Linked DNA regions of Homo sapiens: region 1 is linked to region 2. Evidence: chromatin loops called from intact Hi-C (ENCODE). Cell type or tissue: B cell. All regions are shown on one strand. Links, peaks and the distances in the headings refer to the core of each region. The heading gives the core; the rest is flanking DNA.

The links. Hi-C counts contacts between places; a loop is a spot of excess contacts. Peaks named below come from ENCODE experiments on the same cell type or tissue, not always from the same donor. Only the 100,000 strongest peaks of a DNase experiment are listed, where the experiment ranks them.
Region 1: a loop joins it to region 2, with 3 times the contacts of the local background. A loop is called at or near these places in 11 of 110 quality-filtered maps.

Annotation. Positions count from the first base shown.
Region 1 is chr19:42,179,268-42,188,731 of GRCh38, forward strand. It overlaps a transcript of POU2F2 not described here. Among named protein-coding and RNA genes, the nearest start is that of POU2F2-AS2, 31 kb to the left of the region's middle. In B cell, for the core only: CTCF peaks have their summits at 5,248 (motif pointing left) and 5,448; DNase peaks (open chromatin) are centred at 3,054, 5,244 and 6,202; H3K27ac peaks cover 278 bases.
Region 2 is chr19:42,292,478-42,297,847 of GRCh38, forward strand. CIC (capicua transcriptional repressor) reads left to right here. Exons shown (of 21, transcript NM_001386298.1): 15 at 89-382; 16 at 479-804; 17 at 1,115-1,359; 18 at 1,458-1,612; 19 at 1,696-1,827; 20 at 2,127-2,258; 21 at 2,347-3,319. The coding sequence ends at 2,714. It overlaps PAFAH1B3 (platelet activating factor acetylhydrolase 1b catalytic subunit 3), which reads right to left. Exons shown (of 5, transcript NM_002573.4): 5 at 4,558-4,888. The coding sequence ends at 4,601. Among named protein-coding and RNA genes, the nearest start is that of PRR19, 7.0 kb to the right of the region's middle. RefSeq lists an enhancer at 3,272-3,341. In B cell, for the core only: CTCF peaks have their summits at 3,757 (motif pointing left) and 3,964; a DNase peak (open chromatin) is centred at 3,754.

The DNA of each region.
Region 1 (9,464 bases), core at 3,037-7,036, 110 kb before region 2:
AAGAAAGAGAGGAGGGCAGTGCCCAGTCACCAAGCACCTCCCCTGTGCCAGGCACATTATGGCTTGGAGACAGGGAGGAAGGAAAGGAAGGCCAAGGGTGAAGGGGCTCCGACCAGGGGAAGGTGGGCACAGGGTCTTGGGAGGGTGCATGGCTCCCGCCCCCTGCAGGCGGGGGTGCAGTGGTGCAAAGAGGAGGATAGGGTTGCAAGTGGTACCCAGACCTGGGAGGGGGTGTGAGAGGGAGGGAACAGGAGGGGGAAGGCAGGGAGGGAAAGGGAGGAGGAGGAGGAGGACGCAGGCACGCGCTGCGCGGTCTTGGCTTAGCAGCTGCAACCGCCCTTCGCTTTGTTACCAGCAAGGCTACCCCATGCATACTGAGTGGACACGCGGGACCCTCATGTGTGTGTGAGAAACACGAGAATCACCAACTGCCCACGTGTATGGAGAACGCTCCCAAGACCTACACTGGAAGTGCGTAACATAAATAAATATAGGAAACACCTACCCCGTGGGCGTACAAAGTAAGTACCCAGGACCTGTGCAGCGTGTGCATAATAGACACAGAACTACCTACTACTCCCTGTACGGAGCAGCCTCCTGGGACCCGCACTGTGTGCGCAACACAAATAAATGCAAGGAATACTACCCTCTGTCCATACAAAGTAGGTATTTGGGTCTTATGCAGCAGATGCATAATGGACATGGGACCACTTAATACCCCCATACAGAGCAGACTCCTGGGATCCACACAGTGTGTTCACAACACAAATAAATACAGGAAACGCCCACTCCAACTGCACACAAACTAGGCACATGGGCCTACAGGGCATGAACATAGTGGACACGGAACCACCCCATAGCCACCTACCAACCAGCCTCCCTGGGACCCATACTGTGTGGGCACAACATAAATGAATGCAGGAAGTACCCTATCCCCCATGCCTACAAAGCTGGCACACCAACCTAATAGACTTAGCTAGTGTGAACATAAGAGACACCCATGAGCAGGTTCTGGTGATCCACAAAGGCACATAACAAAACTGAACATAAGAAACACCCACTCCGCTTGCATACAAAGGCACATGGGGTCCCAATAGTGAGGAGAGAACTCAAAAAAGGGTGTATATAATGACAACCCACACACTATCCATTCTGGAAGGAGCAACAAGGAATACTGGACCCTGCAATGAATCTACCCAGCAGACTCCCAGGTCCCTCCATCTGTACGTGTACAATAGACCTAGGAGGAGCTATGGACAGCCTGAGTACCTACTAGAAGGGAAGCAGGGACAGGGCAGAGACCAAGGATGTCCTGTTCCCTGCCTTGGCCCTGGCACCTACAAGGACCAGTACATGGGTGGGGTGGGGGGCGGTCATCCTTCCTAAGAATGACCAAGTACATAATAATTGTGTATACAGTGAGTATACACTAAGCACACAGCACCAATGTTTGTCTGTTTGTTTGTTTGTTTGTTTTGAGACAGGGTCTCCCTCTGTCACCCAGGCTGGAGTGCCGCAGCGTGATCATGGCTCACTGTAGCCTCAAACTCCTGGGCTCAAGCAATCCCCTCTTGCCTCAGCCTCCCAAGTAGCTGGGACTACAGGCATGCACCACCACACCCATCTATTTTTTTTTTTTTTAAGCAGAGATGAGGTCTCCATATGTTCCCCAGGCTAAAGCACCAATTTTAAGGATCCAAAAAACTTGGTTTGATATGTGCTAAGTCCATATCATATGCTTACTTGCCAGTATGTTAAGAGTCTGTGGTCCACAACCTATGCATGATTGGTATCTTAATTATCCAGAATATCCATATTAAGCAGAAGCTGACATCCCTCATGGACTTACAAAAGTCAGATCCAATAGGAGACTTAAGCAATCCGCACATGCAGGTTGTCCTAACTGATTTCTAGGGCTCCGCCCAGCCCCGAGTCATGATTCCACGAAGGCTGATGCAGCACATGTATACACACCAGGCACATGCAAAGACGTACACCATACACTGTACACAACACAGCAAAAACATGTGTGCTCTCTCTGCTTCTGAAATAGCATAATTCCAGAAGTACCAGATTCCTCTGAGGAATGTGTGTGTGTGCATGTCTGAGTGAGGGCCATCTCTGGGTACAGGTGTGCATGTACATGGCTCTTCCTGTACGAATGAGCTCAGCTCTTATTCCCTCCTCATTCTGCCTGTTCATCTTTCAGAAACATGTATACAAATAATAGTACCTGATGTATACTAAGTACAAAACATTGCAAGCTATGGATGACCTTAATTGAGTGTGTGCGTCTGAACATACATTTATTTATTTATTTATTTATTTATTTATTTAGAGACAGAGCCTTGCTTTGTCACTCAGGCTGGACTGCAGTGGCACAATCTCGGCTCTCTGCAACCTCTGCCTCCCGGGTTCAAGCTATTCTCCTGCCTCAGCCTCCCGAGTAGCTGGGATTACAGGCGCATGCCACCATGCCCAGCTAATTTTTGTATTTTTTAGTAGAGACGGGGTTTCACCATGTTGGTCAAGCTGGACTCAAACTCCTGACCTGGTGGTCCACCCACCTCGGCCTCCCAAAGTGCTGGGATTACAGGCGTGAGCCAACACTCCCGGCCTTGAACATACCTTTAGATAGATGCATTTGTTCATTAATGAAACATTTGTTCGCGCATCTGTGGCCATGTGTGTGCGTGTGTGTACATCTTGGTGTCTTGGTTACAAGTCTTGGGGCTCCCTTATAATCTCTGAGGATAAAGGGTGTAAGATAAGGGAAACGAAGGCACACAAAGCAGGAAGGGAAGAAACTGGGGAGAAGGAAAAAAGTGGTGCAAGGACAAGGAGCAAAAAGAAGAGACCTGTTATTCAGGAGGCTGAGGCACAAGAATCACTTGAACTCAGGAGGCAGAGGTTGCAGTAAGCCAAGATTGTTCCACTGCACTGCCCTGGGCGATAGAGCAAGACTCTGTCTCAAAAGAGAGAGAGAGAGAGAGAGAGAGAGAGAGAGAGAGAGACCTGGAACTGGAACTGGATGTATGGAAGGAAGGGAGGAGGCCCTGAGGACACAGGCAGAGGGAGATGTGGTGCGGGAGCAAGGAAGAGAACAAGGACAGGAGGAGAATGGGTGTGAGAGAAAAGAGGAAGCTAGGAGGAGGAAGGGAGGTGAATGGTGAGCAGAGCAGAGTGAGGGTATCAGGAAGAGTGAAGGGGACTGGGGAGAGGAGAAAGGAGATGGGAGAAGGAGATAAAGACCGAAGGGAAAGAAATAAGAAACAGACAGAGGCTTTTCTGGTCTGAATGAAATTTAGAGGTTGCCCCAGTGGCCTCCTATGGGAAGGTGTTCGAGTCGGAGGATGAAGGTGAAGCAAAAGAGAGAAAGGAAGAGGAATCACAACCTAGCTCCCTAGGATGGGGCAGCCAGCTGTCTCCATCATCCTAGAAGGGGCCCAGAGACAGGGACCCGGAGGCACAGACAGAGAGGTATGCAGAGCTGGACTGAGATGTGGAGTCATCTGAAGTGGGTAGGGTCCTGGGACAGGCAGGAGGAGGAGTGGAGAGACTTGCAGGCTCAGGGAGGCCAGGGCTCAGTGGTGTGGAGACTTCCAAAGACCAGGAGGAGGCTGGAGCAGGCAATGGAGCAGGGCCCTGAGACCACAAGCGGGGAATCGAAGACCAGGTAAAGGGAAGCAGGTTAGAGAAGGGCAGAGAAGTGAGGGCCTGCTGAGCAGAACCAGCCAAAGTAAATGGAGGAGCAGCTGGAGTGGGATGAAAAGGCCATGAGGCATCTTGCAGATGGGTCCTGCCTTATGCACACCCGGGTTCAGAAGCTCTCCCAGGCTGACTCTCCCCAAGCATTCAGTTTGGTTCCATTTAAGACATGCATACTGAATACTATCACGAATTAGCACTATGCTGTAAGCTGAAGAAACAAATGCAAATGAGACACAACTCTGCCCTCATAGAGACCCTCATCTGAAGTTGTTGGTGGGGGAGGGAATGAACAATAAATACACAGTTACTGATACACACAGCAACACAGAAGTACCTCAAAACCAAAGTGAGAGATGCAGAAGACCACACACTGTAGGATTCCATTTACATGAAATTCTAGACAGCAAAACTACTGTGACGGAAAAGCAAATGAGTGGTTGAAAAGGGCTGCAGTGGAAGGAGGGGACTGACAGCAAAGGCGCCGGAGGGAACTTTTTAGGGTAATGGAAATGTTTTGTAACATGATTGTGGTGGTGGTTACACAACTGTGTGTGTGTGTAAACTCATTAAACTGTACATTTACAACTGGTGAATTTTATTGCATGCAAATTATATCACAATAAAGCTGATTGCAAATAAATAAATAAATAATTACCAGCCAGAATATTCAAGACTCAAGATAGGGCTCTATGGGAGCCAAGAGGAGGTGGATGGGGCAGTGACGGAAGGCTTCTGAGAAGAGGTGATGCCTGAGATAAGACCTGAAGGATAAACAGGAGGCAGGATGGAGAAAGCGTTCCCATGGAAGAAGAGCTTTCACATGGAAGCAGGTGAGAACTGAAAAAAGTTCACTATGTTTTGAACACAGAATGGAGAGTAAGACTATCAAGAAGTGAGTGCAAAGAAAATCAGGGTTCAAAATACAAATCCATTGCTATTCGAAGTACCATGTTGAATAAAACCCACCTGCACCTGAAAAGGCCCAGAGAGAAGGAAACTATGAGACACGACTGGGGATTTTTTTTTTTTTTTTTTTTTTGAGACAGGGTCTCTCTCCTCCCTCTGTCATCCAGGCTGGAGTGCAGTGGCACAATCACAACTCACTGCCACCTCGACCTTCTCCTGCCTCAACCTCCTGAGTAGCTGGGACGACAGGCGTGCACCACCACAACCTGCTAATTTTTGTATTTTGTGGTAGAGACAGGTTTTTGCCATGTTGCACAGCCTGGTCTTGAACTCCTCGGCTTAAGCGATCTACTGGCCTTGATCTCCCAAAGTGCCAAGATTACAGGCATGAGCCACCGCTCTGGGCCAAGACTGGGGATTTCTAATTGGCCTCCTGTCTGCCCCACAGAAAGGTCTCCTTCCTGCCGCCCTTCCCAGAACTTCCTCCCTGCTCTTTTCACATGGGGATGTCTCTCTCCATTAGGAAGCAGCCTCTGCTCTGGACCTATCCCCCAACCCTGCCCACATCTCCAAGAGTTTGTGGGCCCCAGTGAATCCCTCCAACCTGGATTCCATGTGGCCACTGCCCCCTGGTGGCTGAAGTGATGCATGACTAAGGACGAAGGGACACCTCCAAGTCCAGGCCCAGCATGCCCTTCCAGAGGCCAGTCCAAGGCACTCCCACTACTGCCCCCCAAGACACACCCTTGTCCCTGACAGTCTCCTCCTTGCTAAATCCTACAAGCACTTTTCAGTCCTATCTGACTCTCCTCTGCAGCATGCAGCCACAAATATCTTTTCAAAATCCTCTTGGCATCTAAGAAACCTCACTCTCTTGGTTCTCCAGCTCTGTCTGGGCTGCTCTCCCAGGGTGAATCATCCCCTCCCACAACTGCTTTCTCTATGCTGGTAATCCCTAAATTTGTCTCCAGTTTAGCCCTCTCTCCTAAGCTTCACATCAGGATACCCAGCCACCTCCTAGAGGTTCCAAAAATACCTCAAAATCAACATGTCTAATCTAATCATGTCATCTTCTCTACCATGCCCCTAGACCTTGGTTCCCACTCCCCATGGTGATACTCCATCCAATCTAGCATTCAAGTCAGAAAAATTGTCCCTGTCCTTGACACCTTCCTCTTCCTCATATTCACATCCAATCAGGATTGAAATCCCATCCAGTTCATTTACTTCATTAATATTAAAATTTTAAACCATATGAAATTGACAATATCACCCAGCTTTTTCTTACAAAATGGGAATTTCATAGAGTTCAACCGAGTATTTCTCAAATCCATCTCCTCCTCTCTTCCCTGCTCCCAGTGTCCTAGTTCAGGCCTCCACATCTCCTGCTTGGCCCATGAATCTCCTTACTACCTGGCCTCCCAGTCTCCCCTCTTGCCCCCTTTCTAGTCTATCCTCCACACTGGCTACTGGGGTAATGTTTCTACAATATGGCTCTGATCAAATCACTCCCCTGCTTCAAACTCTTACTTCCTGTTGCACACAGGACAAAAGCCAAACTCCTTAGTCAGCTTTTCAGACCCTTCACAGTAACTGGCTCCCCTCCCTCTACAGGGAGCACCACTATGCATCCTGTACTGCAACCACACCAAACCACCACCACTTCCTTGAATCTGCCCTTAACCTCTTGGCCTTTGTACTTGCAGTTCCCTATAACTGGAATGCCCTTCTCACTCTTGTCCCCCTGGCTAACTTCTATTTGACTCCAAGAACCAACTTAAAATCATATGTTAATGTAAACCTCCAGTTCATCCATTCATCCATCCAATACACACAGCTTGAGTATCTATACTTGTATGACCTCCATAGAAGGTACCGGGGACACAAAGGGGAATAGGACACAATTCCTGCCATCAAGAAAGCTCACGGTCCAGTAAGAGACACAAATGCATATATAAATCACAACACTATAGTGTGCTAGGACACAAAACTAGACTGGGAAAATTGAATTTTACTTATTTTTGAGATGCCGTTTCACTCTGTTGCCCAGGTTGGAGTGCAGTGGCACTATTATGGCTCACTGCACACTCGAACTCCTGGGCTCATGTTATCCTCCTGCCTCGGCCGCCCCAGTAGCTGGGACTATAGGTGCGCACAACTACACCCGGCATTTTCTTGAATTTTAAAGGGGACTGGGACGCCGAGGCGGGTGGATCATGAGGTCAGGAGATTGAGACCATCCTGGCTAACACAGTGAAACCCCATCTCTACTGAAAATACAAAAAAAAAAATTAGCCGGGTGTGGTGGCGGGCGTCTGTAGTCCCAGCTACTTGGGAGGCTGAAGCAGGAGAATGGTGTGAACCCGGGAGGCAGAGCTTGCAGTGAGCCGAGATTGCGCCACGGCACTCCAGCCAGGCTACCCTGGCTGGACAGAGCGAGACTCCATCTCAAACAAAAACAAAAACAAAAAAAGAATTTTAAAGGGGAAATAGTCCTTCTGAAGGAGTCATTAAAATTGGAGGGAAGCATGAACAAGAGCACACAGGTGAGGAAGAGTAGGTTGTGTGCAGGGAGGCAGTTGGGATTGCTAAAGCATAAACCATAAGAGAAAAATGCTGCTGGAGAGGCTAGATGGGGCCCAATCATTAAGTATCTTTTGATCTAGGAGGCCATGGGGAGCCGCTGATGGGTTTTCATCAAGAGCAGCTTTGCATTTTTGAGAATATGAATCTGAGAGGACAAGAATGAAAGCAGGAAAAACCAGGAAGCTATTGCAATAGCCTAGGCAAGAGATGCTAATGGCCAGTATTGACATTGGTATCAGGGACATGAAGGAGGCAACAGGTTTAAAAAACCCGGAGGTAACTCAAGTCAGCAGGGCTTTATGTTTGGATATGAGCGTCAGGGAGAGGGTGGTGCCAAGGATGATGCCCACGTTTCTCACTTGGATGCCCGGATGGATGGAGGTGACATTCATTGAGACAGGAGAAAATAGGAGGAGGCACAGAACTTATTCGACAAAGTTCTTTCTTGAACCTCTTATATCTGAGGTGCCTATGAGACATGTCCTGGATCCAGCAAAGAGTTATATTAGTTCTTCAGTCTATATTGGGATACAGTTGTGTGCAGTGTCATAGAGAGAGGTCTCTGGGCTGAAGATCTGGACATCATTAGCATAGAGTTGATAGCTGAAATCACGAGTCGATGATGTCCCTCAAGAAGAATACGCCGAATGTGAAGAGCTCTAAGCCCAGAAAAGAGCCCAGGAGAAGTGCCACATTTCAAAGGTGGGCAGAGGTCAGGTGCAGTGGTTCACGCCTGTAATCCCAGCATTTTGGGAGGCCGAGGCGGGCGGATCACCTGAGGTCAGGAGTTCAACACCAGCCTGGCCAACATGGCGAAACCCCGTCTCTACTAAAAATACAAAAAATTAGTCGGGCGTGGTGGAGGGTGCCTGTAATCCCAGTTACTCAGGAGGCTGAAGCCGAAACAGGAGAATCACTTGAACCCAGGAGGTGGAGGCTACAGTGAGCTGAGATTGTGCACTCCAGCCTAGGTGAGACTCTGTCTCAAAAAAAAAAAAAAAAAAAAACAGGCCAGGTGAGGTGGCTCAAGCTTGTAATCCTAGCACTTCGGGAGGCCAAGGCAGGCAGATCACCTGAGATCAGGAGTTTGAGATCAGCCTGGCAAACATGGTGAAACCCCATCTCTACTAAAACTACAAAAATTAGCTGGGCATGGTGGTGGGCGCCTGTAATCCAAGCTACTTGGGAGGCTGAGGTAGGGAGAATAGCTTGAACCCAGAGGTGGAGGTTGCAGTGAGCCGAGATCATGCCACTGCATTCCGGTCTGACCGACAGAGCGAGACTCCATCACAAAAAAAAAAAAAAAAAAACAGGTGGGCAGAGAAATGAAGTCCCTAAATGGACCACAGAAGAAGCTGTCAGGGAGAAGAGAAGAGAACCATGAGCCTGCTTCATTATGGAGGCTGTGGTAGGCCACCCCTAAGAGGTCCCAGTGACCCCTGCCTCCTGATACTCATGTCCTCGTGTGGTGCCCTCTGCTTGAACGTGGGCTGAACCTTTTGACTTTTTTAAATCATTCTATATTTCATTTCAAAAGTGACTCACTTCTCATGAATAGAATGTGGCAAAAGTGATGGGATATTACTTCTGAGATTAGGTTATAAAAGACTATGGCCTGGTGCAGTGGCTCATGCCTATAATCCCGGCACTTTCGGAGACCAAGGCAGGCAGATCGCTTGAGCTCAGGAGTTCGAGACCAGCCTGGGCAACATAGTGAAACCCCGTCTCTACCAAAAATACAAAAAATTAGCCAGGCGTGGTGGTGCGTGCCTGTGGTCCCAGATACTCAGGAGGCTGAGGTGGGAGGATCACCTAAGTCTGGGAGGCAGAGGTTGCAGTGAGCTGAAACGGTGCCACTGCACTGCAACCTGGGTGACAGAGTGAGACCTTGTCTCCAAAAAAAAAAAAAGAAAAAAAGGGCCGGGTGCAGAGGCTCACGCCTGTAATCCCAACACTTTGGGAGGCCGAGGTGGGTGGATCACCTGAGGTCAGGAGTTTGAGACCAGTATGGCCAACATGGTGAAATCCCATCTCTACTAAAAATACAAAAATTAGCCGGGCGTGGTGGCAGATGCCTGTAATCCCAGCTACTCGGGAGGCTGAGGCAGGAGAATTGCTTGAACCCAGGAGGCGGAGGTTGCAGTGAGCCGAGATTGCGCCATTGCACTCCAGCCTGGGGGACGAGAGAGAGTTCATCTCAAAAAAAAAAAAAAAAAGAAAGAAAGTGAAAGAAAGACAGAGAGAGGGAGGGAGGAAGGGAA
Region 2 (5,370 bases), core at 1,371-5,370:
CCTGGCAGGCAGTGCTGGGGACCCAGGGTGGGGCTGAGGCAGTCCGGGCCCTAACTTGGTCTCCTGCTTCTTCTTCTCTGTCTTTCAGCAGGCCAAGCCCCACTGCTGGCTCCCGGTCAGGTGGGCGTGTCACCTGTGCCCAGTCCCCAGCTGCCGCCTGCCTGTGCAGCCCCCGGAGGTCCTGTCATAACAGCATTTTACTCTGGCAGCCCTGCACCCACCTCCTCAGCACCCCTGGCCCAGCCATCCCAGGCCCCCCCAAGCCTGGTCTACACTGTGGCCACCAGCACAACCCCACCTGCAGCCACCATTCTGCCCAAGGGCCCGCCAGCCCCTGCCACTGCCACCCCAGCCCCGACTAGCCCTTTCCCCAGCGCCACAGGTAGGTGTCAGATCAACCCAGAGCAGAGTGAGTTGGGGGACCCAGGGGATGGGCTCCAGTCAGGCCTGGCTCAGCAAACAATTTTCTCCCCACTAGCAGGTTCCATGACCTACAGCTTAGTGGCCCCCAAGGCCCAGCGGCCCAGCCCGAAGGCCCCCCAGAAAGTGAAGGCAGCCATCGCCAGCATTCCCGTGGGGTCCTTTGAGGCAGGTGCCTCTGGGCGGCCTGGCCCTGCACCCCGGCAGCCTCTGGAGCCTGGCCCAGTCCGAGAGCCAACTGCCCCAGAGTCTGAGCTTGAGGGGCAGCCCACACCACCAGCCCCTCCACCCCTGCCAGAGACCTGGACTCCCACGGCCCGGAGCAGCCCCCCACTGCCCCCACCTGCTGAGGAGCGGACCAGCGCCAAGGGCCCTGAGACCATGGTGAGCGCCTGCAGGCCGTGGGGCTCCCACTGCCACTTGGCTGTGCCTCTCCATTGACGTCTTTGCTTTTCTGTCCTACTCTTCTTTCCATGCCTGTGTGTCTCTCAGGTTAAAGGGTCCCCTCTGTCCCTTCTGCCTGCCTGTGTTGTCTCCTCTCCCATCTGAGGCCCCTGTCTTGGCCTTCCTGAGGCCGTGTGACAGCCTTCTCAAGGGGTCTGCTGGGCGGGCTCAGATCCAACTCTTTGTTTCTGGCCTTTGCCCCAGAGTCTGAGCTCAGTGTTCGCCATCTCCCTGCCCATCTCCACCCCAGGCCAGCAAATTCCCCAGCTCATCTTCAGACTGGCGCGTCCCTGGGCAGGGCCTGGAGAATCGTGGGGAGCCTCCCACTCCTCCCAGCCCGGCCCCAGCTCCAGCTGTAGCCCCTGGTGGCAGCAGCGAGAGCAGCAGTGGGCGGGCAGCCGGGGACACCCCGGAGCGCAAGGAGGCGGCTGGTACTGGCAAGAAGGTGAAGGTGCGGCCCCCGCCCCTGAAGAAGACCTTTGACTCTGTGGACAAGTGAGCATGGGCTGGGGCCTTGGTGGAGCGTGTTAGGGTGGCGGGAGTGGGAGCAGCTGCAGGCTGAGGCGGGGGAGGTGACCCTGCCGGCCCTCCAGCAGGGTCCTGTCAGAAGTGGACTTCGAAGAGCGCTTTGCTGAGTTGCCTGAGTTTCGGCCTGAGGAGGTGCTGCCCTCCCCCACCCTGCAGTCTCTGGCCACCTCACCCCGGGCCATCCTGGGCTCTTACCGCAAGAAGAGGAAGAACTCCACGGGTAGGCGAGCATTGGGCACCCAGGGTCCTTAGGTGGAGGGCAGACTGGGGCCACCTGCACTGAGTCTGCTTCTGTTTGGCCAGACCTGGATTCAGCACCCGAGGACCCCACCTCGCCCAAGCGCAAGATGAGAAGACGCTCCAGCTGCAGCTCGGAGCCCAACACCCCCAAGAGTGCCAAGTGCGAGGGGGACATCTTCACCTTTGACCGTACAGGTGCCGTGGTGGGCAGAACTTTGGGGGCCTGGGGACCTGCAAGAGGAGTGGGTCTCTGGAAGGCGGTTAGAGAGTGAGAGAGGTAGGGTGGGTCCATCCAGGCTGGGAGGAAGCACAGCCTGTCAGTGGTGGGTTCTGGAGTCTGGCAGGCCCCTAGGTTGCCCTGTGACTGTGGGCAGGACCCCTCTCTGACTCCCCTGTGAAATAGAATGCAGTGAGGGCTTGGGTGGGCACTCAGACGGTGGCAGGAAGGCCCTGCCGCTGCTGCAGCCTTGCCATGCTGCCTGTGCCCTGCACAGGTACAGAAGCCGAGGACGTGCTTGGGGAGCTAGAGTATGACAAGGTGCCATACTCCTCCCTGCGGCGCACCCTGGACCAGCGCCGGGCCCTGGTCATGCAGCTCTTTCAGGACCATGGCTTCTTCCCGTCAGGTGAGCCTGTCTCGGAGTCTTGGGGTCACTCGGGTGGGACTTATCTGTACATCTCATCCTGTGCTCCCCACCGTTTTTCTATCTCCAGCCCAGGCCACAGCCGCCTTCCAGGCCCGCTATGCAGACATCTTTCCCTCCAAGGTTTGTCTGCAGTTGAAGATCCGTGAGGTGCGCCAGAAGATCATGCAGGCTGCCACTCCCACGGAGCAGCCCCCTGGAGCTGAGGCTCCTCTCCCTGTACCGCCCCCCACTGGCACCGCTGCTGCCCCTGCCCCCACTCCCAGCCCCGCAGGGGGCCCTGACCCCACCTCACCCAGCTCGGACTCTGGCACGGCCCAGGCTGCCCCGCCACTGCCTCCACCCCCAGAGTCGGGGCCTGGACAGCCTGGCTGGGAGGGGGCTCCCCAGCCCTCCCCCCCACCCCCAGGTCCCTCCACAGCTGCCACAGGCAGGTGAGGGACCCCTGAGAAGATGCCAGGACTTATAGTACCCCCTCAGGACATGGACAGTATGTGGGGGCAGGAAGGTTATCTCCTCCCGGGTAAAGCCATTTCGTCCTCTCCAGTTTGGGGCGGAATGAGGCCTGCTCCTCTTGTAAATACCCCCTTCCCTCGAAGCTCCCTCCCGGTGCTGGGGGGCAGCTGAGGGGCTGCAGGGGCAGTCTCCCTCCTCCAAGCCCCTGTACATAACCTGGAGCGTGTGACCTTCAGAGCTTTTCACTTTATGCAAAATGGCTCCTGTGAGGGCTGCAAGCTGGAGGGTGGTGCAGGCCTTGGGCCACAGGGAGGCGCCTGTGGAATAGGGGGAGTTCATGCACCCCTTTTTTCCCCAGAGGGGCTGGACTCAGGTTAGTTTGGGGGTGGGGGCTCCTGCACTTTGCCACAGGCACGGGGAGGGTTTTCTCCTCACCCCCTCTGCCCTCCCAACTTGGGTTGTACTTTCTAAGAAGGTGATTCCCCCTGCCCTTGCCCCCTTCCCCAGAACAAAACATGTTGATCATGTGCAATATTTCTTACTGTGCCGAGAAGCCGCAATGAGCGAGATTAAAGCTGTTTAACACACCTGTGTGGCTGTAGGCTCTTAACAGGGAGGGCTGTTGGTTGTACCAGTCCTGTCCTGAGTTGTCATGGAGCGGTAGGCTTTCCATGAGGTGGGGGCAACAATTCCAGTACCACTGCCCCCAACTTCAGAGGAACCCCATAGGCCAGGTCCCTGACTTGCTGTGGACCAGATGGCCCCTCTCCAGTTTAGGAGCCTGTGCGCTCCGGGAGCCTCAATGCCTGCTGGCCCTGTTCTCAGCCATTGGACTGCGTGAGTTTGGGGAAGGCCTGAGGCAAGATGCCACTGGATGGTTTACCCTCACTGGCTCTGGGGTCATTCGTACTCAGGAAACAGGTCCCAAGAGGTCCTAGCCCAGAGGTGGCAGTGGGTGGGAGGGAGCCTAGTCTACCTGGAATACCCTTGGTCCTCAGTGTGACCCCTGCTGCCCCCATGTGGCCTGGGCCTGCACTGCAACTGGGCTTGAAGGAACCTCCCCTGGGTGACACCCCTCCTGCTCAGCATGTGGACACAGTGCCCACCTGAGGTGACAAGATACCTACACCCTGTGTGGAGGGATGACAACTAGGAGTGGGAGGGTCAGGACACCTCCACAGAAGTGGCATCTAAGCTAGAGATGGAGCACCAGGAAGTTCCAGCCAGGGCAACCGCATATGCACTGGGTCACTATGTTCCCAGAATTCTTGCCTGAGCTTGGTCCTGTAGGATAGTGCTGGAAAGCTGGTCTTAACTAGTGTTTACTGATTGGTAACGCCTGCCTGAAGCACACTATTGTGATAGTGGAAATTAACCTAACCACAAGAATCACAGTGCCTTAATGGATCAGTGATACCTGCCCTGGGCAGAAATAGAACCACAGCCAGGCATGGTGGCTCATGTCTGTAATGCCAGCACCCTGGGAGGCCGAGGCAGGTGGATTGCTTGAGCTCAGGAGTCAGATCAGCCTGGGCAACATGGCAAAACCACTTCTCTACAAAAAATACAATAAGCTGGACCTAGTGGCACATGCTTATAGTAGCAGCTATTCAGGAGGCTGAGGTGGGTGGATCACTTGAGCCTGGGAGGTTGAAGTTGCAGTGGGCTGTGGTCTCACCACTGTACTCTAGCCTGGGTGACGGAGAGAGACCCTGTCTCACACAAAAAACACCTTGCAGAACTGCAGGGTCACAGATCAGGATAAGGACTAATGGTGGTACCCAGATACCCAGACAGGTTCGACCATAAAGCAGGAAACAGCACACTGAGGAAGGAGAGTTTAATGTTGTGGGAAGGCAGCAGGATGCTTAGGGTGCGGGCTCCAGCAGGGGAGCACCTTGGCCCTGGTCTTGGGCCAGCAGACGCAGAAGCAGGGAGTGCAGAGCCCGGCAAACAGGTGTGTAGCCCAGGCGGCTCAGATGCAGGTAATCATACATGTCATGATGGCTGATGGTGCCATCTGAGTGCACAAAGCCAGGGTCGGCATCTAGGAAGTGGGCCCGAGGGTGGCCAGCCAGTGCCGCCCGTACCAGCTCGTTCACCTGTCGGTTCTTCTCCCGAAGTGGGTTGGGATGTTGGCCTCGCGGAAGCAGGCCCTGAGCAGGAACACGAGGCGTAGTAAGGAAACAAGCATTTGAGTATCTTGTTCTCTGTGCCAACCTGTCCTCCACCCACCACCATGAAGTTTCCAGCTGCAGAAAACACTAGGGATGGGCAAGTGGGGAGGGTGGGAGGGTAGTTCCTAAATATCACATCCTAGCCCTCATTTAGCAAGAGACTTCTGGGTTTTACCCTCTTTCGTTTTCTTTTTTTTTTTTTTTTGAGACAGAGTCTTGCTCTGTCGCCCAGACTGGAGTGCAGTGGCGCGATCTCGACTCACTGCAAGCTCCGCCTCCCAGGTTCACGCCATTCTCCTGCCTCAGCCTCCCAAGTAGCTGGGACTACGGGCACCCACCATCATGCCCGGCTAATTTTTTGTATTTTTATTAGAGACGGGGTTTCACCGTGTTAGCCAGGATGGTCTCGATCTCCTGACTTCATGATCCGCCCGCCTCGGCCTCCCAAAGTGCTGGGATTA